Linked DNA regions of Homo sapiens: region 2 is linked to region 1. Evidence: chromatin loops called from intact Hi-C (ENCODE). Cell type or tissue: IMR-90. All regions are shown on one strand. Links, peaks and the distances in the headings refer to the core of each region. The heading gives the core; the rest is flanking DNA.

Evidence for each region. A loop is a pair of places that touch in the nucleus more often than their neighbours do. Peaks named below come from ENCODE experiments on the same cell type or tissue, not always from the same donor. Only the 100,000 strongest peaks of a DNase experiment are listed, where the experiment ranks them.
Region 2: a loop joins it to region 1, with 5 times the contacts of the local background. A loop is called at or near these places in 1 of 110 quality-filtered maps.

Annotation. Positions count from the first base shown.
Region 1 is chr2:203,624,758-203,629,156 of GRCh38, forward strand. No RefSeq gene overlaps it. Among named protein-coding and RNA genes, the nearest start is that of CD28, 80 kb to the right of the region's middle. In IMR-90, for the core only: no CTCF peak of the experiment used is centred there; DNase peaks (open chromatin) are centred at 2,424 and 2,834; H3K27ac peaks cover 2,360 bases.
Region 2 is chr2:203,806,049-203,810,447 of GRCh38, forward strand. No RefSeq gene overlaps it. Among named protein-coding and RNA genes, the nearest start is that of CTLA4, 60 kb to the right of the region's middle. In IMR-90, for the core only: no CTCF peak of the experiment used is centred there; DNase peaks (open chromatin) are centred at 2,153, 3,123 and 3,363; H3K27ac peaks cover 713 bases.

The sequences.
Region 1 (4,399 bases), core at 135-4,134:
AACCAGCTGATGTACCCAGTATAATATATGGACTCTGCAGCGAGTATAAGATCATTTCTCCAGAGGCTTGATTTTTTTGGGGGAGAATCTGTTTATCTTTTTGCCCTTTGTATCTAGAGTTCATATATTTGGAAGTGTTAATGCAATAACATTTTTCTTTGTAGATATCATTGCCCTTTGAAACACAAAGTGCTTTGAATCAGATTAATTTTGAGAAAGTTGGGTGTGAGCTTTTTCAAAGAGTTTCTTGAGTCCTTCACACGAAAAGAGTAATATATATAAAACAGGAAAACTACTAAGAGAAAAAGTGGGCAGGGCACGGTGGCTCATGCCTGTAATCCTAGCACTTTGGGAGGCCGAGGTGGGTGGATGACCTGAGGTCAGGAGTTCGAGACCAGCCTGACCAACAGGGTGAAACCCTGTCTCTACTAAAAATACAAAAATTATCTGGGTGTGGTGGCGTGTGCCTGTAGTCCCAGCTACTAGGGAGGCTGAAGCAGGAGAATCACTTGAACTTGGGAGGCGGAGGTTGCAGTGAGCCAAGATTGTGCCATTGCATTCCAGCATTACAGCCTGGGCGACAGAGTGAAACTCTGTCTCAAAAAAAAAAAAAAAGAAAAGAAAAAGAAAAAGTGATGCACAGATAATTTTGAAAAATGGAAAAGTAGAAAGATGACTAAAAAGATACTCTTAGTCTCACCCTCTAGAGGCTATCACTATATTAATATTTTGATGGATTTTCTACTAGGTTATTTTTCATGCATAGTTTTACTTTTGTTTGTTTGTTTGTACTCTATAAACAATCTCATAAACTGCCTTTCTCACAGAGCATTATCACATACTGGGCAGACTGGGCACCTGAGACACAGTCCTGGGTAACCAGGAGCAGAAGACTGGTTCAATATGAAATCCATAAGGCGCAGCTGAGCGGGAATTTGGAGAGCCAAGCAAGTGGATACTAAAAACAAGGAAGGAAGAAATGAAATTTCAGAAATTGGGCAATGTTGCCAAGAGTGGGGAGATTGGAATTTGGGTTTAATGGAGGAAAAGAACAGTTTGCTGAAGTCCACCCAAAGACTTTTCCTAGGCTGTTTAACCACTGCACATGTGTGTTGGTCTTTGGCCCATGATATTTGCTTAGCATCTGACCCTAGATACATATACATCAGGGATTTGGCACCAAATGAGGCGTGTAAGGAAAAAGCAGAGGATTTTTCTCCTAGGAACCATAAAAGAAAAACAAATGTGTTGGCTCTATGTACTATAACAGGATGTGAGGGAAACACATTGAACTCTATATTCTACAGTTGTTCTAATTGTGCATTTTACTTTCTGACAAATAGAGCCTCTAAGAATTGGTAGCATATTTGGCAGAGATTAAACTCTAGGTTGGGCGCTGTGGCGCACACCTGTAGTCCCAGAACTTTGAGGGGCCAAGGTGGGCGGATCACTTGAGGCAAGGAGTTCAAGACCAGCCTGGCCAACACAGCAAAACCCTGTCCCTACTAAAAATACAAAAAATTACCCAGACGTGGTTGTGCATGCCTGTAGTCCCAGCTACTCAGGAGGCTGAGGCACAAGAATTGCTTGAACCCAGAAGGTGGAGGTTGCAGTGAGCCGAGACCGTGCCACTGCACTCCAGACAGGCAAGACTGTCTCAAAACAACAACAACAACAACAACAACAACAACAACAACAACAACAACAACGAGATTAAGTTCTAATATATGGCCATATGGTAAATTTTATATTCATATTCAACATACTACTCTGAGATTTGAAGAGCAAAAGGCATGCTGTTGTTTTTCTTTGAAAACAGAATTTAAAAAAATATTTATTACTCATTGGAAAGAGTAATTAATAACATCAAAATGGGAAATATCTCAGTAAATAAATGCCCTAAGGTGGAATAGTTCCTATAAGCTATTCCTTTGTGAGAGCAATTTTTCCTAAAATCTCAAAGGAACTGGCCACTGCTTAATCTGAGAGGGAGGCAGGACAGAACCTTAACATTTCTGTGGTAAGACACTTAAGCCCTTATAGTTGCAATCCCTTACTCTAAGTTACTTGTCCGAGAATATCTAAGCTTATGCAAATTTTAGACTGAATATCAGAAGGCAAATGGAAAAATTAATGAGTTGAAATGCTCTTGCTTTGATTAGGACCATGACATTTGAGTTTAGTTTAGTTGAAGTAAACATATTAACAAGCCAAGGAGAAAGATAAGGAGGAGACAACACGTGAGAAGGCTGAACCAATCAAAGCAGGAGACCCAGGATGTGGATGTATGAAAATTCCAGGGAAGACTGTTTACCTCCCAGACTCCAGAACAGGAGATTGGAATTTGCAAAGGCAAAAAAGATGAGAACTGGGCTTTATCAAGCAACCATAGTTTTCAGTTGCTTCATGCATGCCTTGGGTCTGTTTTGATAACCAGCATATCTTTTGTAACCCAGGCAAGAAGGAAAAATATGTGTCCTACTGAAGGGGCTGGACTAGATTGTGAGATGGGCTCTGAGCATTCCAGCCTCAAAGATAATTAAGACTCAAGAAGTTTTCTTCTTGAGCAAGAGTTCAGGAAAAGTTTATACTGACTTCACAACTGGCTCTGACCAAAAGTTTCAGTGCCCTTTTGTTGGAAGTATTAACTTACTTGACCCCTAGTTTGTACATAAAACTGGCTAAAGAGAAAGGAGGCAACATGAAAATGGATTTTAAAAATCCGGTTTTGAACTATGCCTGGCATGCTAAAATATTTAATTCTTCAACACTTGGCATTTAGAGAAGAGGGTGGATTTAAACAGACCAGCTGGCTAATTACACTTTGCCAACATTCCTACTGGCTGCTTACTGGGTGAGTCCTGTTTATGTCAAAGTCTAACTCTGTCCTTTATCCCTTATCATGGCCAAGAAATGGAATCCCATGCATTTTACTTAATATGAAATGTTCTGGTGAAACCCAAAGCAACAAAGGCCACTTTACTTTCTTGGTGAGCTGGACAAGGCAGGTGGTACTTGAAGGTTGTGGAGAAGTCTCCGGACAGGCTTAAAGTTATGAACAACTAAGATTCCAGCTTACCACCCTCCCCACCTCCTTTTATTTATTTATTTAGAGACAAGATCTTGCTCTGTCACCCAGGCTGGAGTACTGGGTTGTGCTCCTAGCTCACTGCAGCCTCGAAATCCTGGCCTCAAATGATCCTCCTGCCCTAGCCTCCCAAAGTGCAAGGCCAACCTCATTTTAGTGAAGATAATTTTTTTATCCTTAATTAAGATATTGTGAAGCCTGGGCACAGTGGCTCATGCTTGTAATTCCAGCACTTTGGGAGGCCGAGGTGGGCAGATCCCTTGGGCCCAGGATTAGGAGATTAGCCTAGGTAATATAGTGAACCCCATCTCTACAAAAAATACAAAAATGAGGCAAATGAGCCGTGTGTGGTGGTGTGCACCTGTAGATCCAGCTACTTGGGAGGCTGAGGTGGGAGGATCACTCCAGTGTAAAGACATTTTAATTAAATAAATTTTTGAAAAGTAAAGACACTGTGCTGACCAGACAAAACGCATCCGTGAGCTGTATTTTGCTTTAAGGGCTACCAATTTGTGCCTGCTATCTAGTGACAGCTCATAATTGAAGGTCTGAATTTTTGGGCTCCACTTAATTTGTTAAAAGTGGCTTGCAAAACTCCTTTATAGGAGAGGAAACGATTGTCCAAATCTTCTGCATGTTCTAAAATTAGGTAAAAACATTTTTCCTATAACTTTTCTAGTGCCATTAAATGAAGTGTCCTTGGAAGGAAGATGTTCATCTTGGAAATTGCTAGGTGAGGGTTGCCCTTCACTTTCTCAATGAATAGCTAGCAGTAAATACTCAGGGTCCCCCTCCATCGCCCCCACTCCAATCTTAGGGGTTATCAGCACACCACTCTGGACCACTCCTTAATCCCAGGCGTACTGGGCTCTGCTATGTACTTCCAAAATCCCAGTGGCACCATAAAGGAAGCAAGCCATCATTACAGTGACTTTTAAGTCAGTTTTGTGAATAAGGCCGGAAGTTTTTGTTGATGAGAAAGAGAGATTACTGTGTTGCTTTGTATAAATAAATAAAAATAAATTCCTCTTAAGGTGGGTGCTCCTATGGGGAGAAGTTTGAATGGGTATGATTTACAGTAGGGATAGTAATATTTAGACAAGGATAGAACTATGGCTTTTAAAATCCTCTAAGGCTCTAGAGCCTTATTTTTAGACCCCTTATCTGAGAATTTCTGAGAATTTCTCTCTAAACTCCTCAATAAGGATATTACTAAAAAATAGCTTTAATACATAGCATATATTCCTAAGCACATCTGTGCAAACCTTTCCTCTGGCTAGACCACAGCCTTCAGGATCTTCTGCTACAGTT
Region 2 (4,399 bases), core at 90-4,089, 180 kb after region 1:
CTGGGGTTTCACCATGTTGCCCAGGCTGGTCTGGAATGCCTGAGCTTAAGCTATCTGCCCACCTTGGTCTCCCAAAGTGCTAGGATTATAGGTGTGAGCCACTGAGCCTGACCATAACTACATGTCTTAATGTTTTTCTCTACTAATTCTAACATCTTTATCATTTCTGGGTCTGTTTCTACTGATCAATTTTTCTTTTCATTATGAGTTATATTTTCCTGTTTCTTTGCATACCCAGTAATTTGGATTGGATGCCAGATATTGTAAATTTTACCTTGTTGGGTATTGGTTTTTTTTATAGTCCCATAAATATTTTTAATGTTTGTTCTGAGATACATGTGCATTACTTGAAAACAATTTGAAGTTTGCTTTTAAGCTTTGTGAGGTGGGATGAGAGCTGCCTTTGGTATAAGGCTGATTTTTCTCACTACTGATTCCAGACTCCCAGCTCCATCTTCTCAACTAAATGAGACCTCCTCTCTGCATGGTATCTTGGAAATTTTCCAGGCTGTGAGCTGGAACAATCATAGAGCTCACCTTATTTGCTTTCCCGCTCTTAGAGATCACTGTCCTGTGCTGTCTGATGTTCAGTGTCTAAAAACTATACTTTCTGATATTTTGCCCATTTACTTTTTAGCATTTTTCAAGACAGGATCAATTAGGTCTTTGGTATTCCTCTTTGCCTGAAGTGAAAGTCTTGAACATTATGGCTTCTGACTGTGGTTGATGAGTAATATTTTTAGAGAACAAAATAAAGTATACCTTGAATGACCAATTAAAGCTTTCTGAATGGTTTAAGACACTTTAATAAAATTTACATCACCTATAAGTGTCAAAACAATTATAAATTTATACTCATAGTTTTCATATAACCCCTTAGTGAGTAGGTGTCAAAGTTTCATTTCTCATTAATGAGGTAATCAGAAGAATGATAAAGCCAGTGAGGAAAGTGACACAAAGAGAAGGCAAATGGCCAGGCACAGTGGCTCATGCCTGTAATCCCATCACTTTGGGAGGCCGAAGCAGGTGGATCACTTGAGCCCAGGAGTTTGAGGCCAGCCTGGGCAACATGGTGAAACCCTATCTCTACTACAAGTACAAAAATTAGCCAGGCGTGGTGGCACACACCTGTAAGCTCAGCTACTCAGGAGACTGAGGCATGAGAATCGCTTGAACCTGGGAGGTGGAGGTTGCAGTAAGCCGAGATGGCACCATTGGACTCCAGCCTGGATGACAGAGCAAGACTCTGTCTCAAAAAAAAAAAAGGAAGGGGGGGACAGGCAAATGACGTATTAGAAGGAGGAAGAGAGGCAGAGAGAGAGAAAGGGAGAGAGATGGGGAGAGAGAGAATGGAAAAATATGCTGGAATAAAATTGCTAAATTACATACAAACTGGTTAATGTCCCACAGGGCAAAAAATCATAACCTTTGGGGTTATCATCTAAGCTGAACAGAAATAATTTTTATCTCTATGATAAAAAACTCATTTGCATCATATTTGTTTTCCACAAGTTACATCAAATCCTTTACAGGCTTAAAAATGTCTAGATGTTTAATAGTAGTAATGGTAAAAGTTACTTTCCACTAGAGGGTCAGATGATCCTTGGATGGGCTAAAAGCAATGTTTTAATAAGGGATTGGATGGACACAAGTCATCTTTTTGCGTTATTTCCAAGTTTTGGGAAAAAAGGTTTTGGACAAATTTTTTTTTTTTTTTTTTTTTTTTTTTATCACAAGAATTAACTGTAAGTCGATGTTATCTGCCATGACATAGCTGGCCACTCTGGGCCTACATTTGCTCATTTAATGAAAAGACAAAACTAGACTAGTGGTTTTTAATTGTGATTATATGTTAGAATCACTCAGGGGAGCTTTTCGAAAATACAAAAGAAAGGGTCTTTTACCAGACCAACTAAATCAGACACTTTGAGGGGGACGTCTGGGCATCACCAAGTTTTTCAAAAGTCCCCTATTACCCTAATGTGCAGCCAGGGTTGAAAACCACTGGTCTAGACTGAGTTGCTCAGACCCCTTTCAATAACAATGCACTGTGATTCTATAGCTTGAAGCACAGGCAAATCATTTTTGCGCTGAAGAAAGTTGACATAAATACAAGCTCTGCTGACCGCAGTGCATTCCCAGTGACTTGGAAATGATTCAGGGCTGCCAGCATTCATTCCATGGTGTGGAAGCAGTGGGAAGAGCCAGGGGTGGGAGCGCTGAATGACCGGCCTTTGTGTTCCAATTAGATACAGTCAGCTTGAGTTGTTAGAGAGAGATAGGAATGTCTGCAGCCCATTCTTTTAAAAAAAAAAAAAAAGATATATCAAAATTCATTTTGTGCCCCTGGCTCTCTGTTGCTAACCTCATTCCCACTTCCGGAGCAGGTGCTCTTTCATCTTTCACACAGTTATTGGAGATGGCATTTCTGATTTAAGACTGTGCATTAGTAAATTAAGGCCATGACCAGTAACATGCACAAAAATAGCGCAACAAGTATAAGCCTTTAAAATAATGTTAAATAATGAAATTCTATTCCTTCATGCTTGTTATCACTGAAATCCATTTTTTGTAGCTTTTAAAAAAATTACAAATCATTAAAAGCAAGGGCTTTTGAAATGCTTCACCCTACAACTATGCTTATAAGAAACACATAGGATATGTTACTAACTGAGCAAGCCGGAAATTAAAAGAAAAATTGTTTAACTTGATAACTTTTTTTAAAAAATCATAAATAATGTTGAATTTTTTCAAGTGGCTTTTGGGCATCTTTCTTGATTATTGTTCAACTTCTTTCCTTTGATCTGTTAACATAGTGAATGTTAATAGATATCTAAATATTAAGCTATCTTTTGACTTCTGGGATCAATACTATTTGTTAATGATAGGGTATTCTTTCAATATTCTATTTGATTTCATTTATTTCCCTTCTGATACTTTTGAGGATAATCTTCTTTTGTATATAGCAAGTTGGGTAGGGACGGTGTTAGTTTCATAATCATTTGATAGATTAGAAAACTGAAACACAGAGATAGTAAATGACTTATTATCTAAGAACAAATGGCAAACAAGTATTTGATTTCTGGCCCAGGGATTTTTGGTCTGTTCTCCACCAGGAAATTAGTGTTTCATCAAGCAAATATGCCATCCACCAAGTATTTCAGATAACCTCACAATATTTCACATAACCTAAGAGTAGTGTCTTCTAGTTTAGCTACATCATTAATGCCATTTAAAATCCTAATTCCTAATGCTCTCCTTTTTTTATTCTCCACAGTGACAGTTGTCATAACTATATCTAACGATTGTGGGACTTGGAGAAAAATGCAGAGTGGAAGCAGGAGGAGGTGAGAATAAGGAGGCCAGAAGGATGGCTGAGTCATTAGCTGAGCTCTCCAACCTCCTCCTGTACTATTCTCCCCTTTACTCACTAACTCTAGCCACACTGGCCTTCCTTTTGTTCTCCGAACTTTCCAAGTCCATTCACGGCTTAGGGCCTTTGCCTTTGCTGTGCCTTCTGTTTAAAATGGTCTGCCCTAGACTTATGCATGGCTGGCTCTTTCCTTTAGTCAGGCCTCAGCTTACATACTACCTCCTCAGAGAGGCCTTCCCTGACCTTCCATCTAATTAGCAGATACCCACTATATAGGTTGCATATCCATAATTCGAAAGTCCCAAATCCAAAAAGTTCCAAAATCTGGAACTTTTTGAGTGCTGACATGATGCTCAAAGGAAATGCTCATTGGAGCATTTTGGATGTCTGATTTTTGGATTAGGGATGCTCTGCATGGGTAAGTATAATGCGAATATCCCCAAATCTGAAAAAAAATATTGAATTCTGAAGTAATTCTGGTCTCAGGCATTTTGGATACAGGATACCTATCCTGTATTAGCTTGCTAGGGCTGCCTAACAAAGTACCACAGACTGAGTGACTTAAACAACAGAAATTGATTATTTCACAGTTCTGGAGGCTGGAAGTCTGAGATCAAGGTGTCAGCAGGTTTGGTTCCTTCCAATGGCTATGAGGGAGACTCTGTCCCAGCGTCTCTCCCTACAGCTTGTTACATCATCTTTTCTTTATGAGTGTCTCTGGGTCCAAATAAGAAGTTTACTGGGAGGTGATCCTGGCAGAGGAGGGGAGGGGTGAGGCAGAGGATAGAAAGAAGCCAACAAAGGGTGTGCACTGTGGACAACTGGAGCTTAATCCTGCTGAGGCCCTCTGGGAGCCAGTGTGGAATACACCCCAGAGTCATCTCCCCCAACGGGCACCCGTGTTCACCAGTGTACCCAATTCCCATCAGCCATGGTTGGTCTGCTCTGGGGTGCTCATGGGTGGAGAGCTGCTCATGACTCTGGTGGCTAGAGAAAGGCCACAGACAAAGAGTTGGTGGGCTGCTG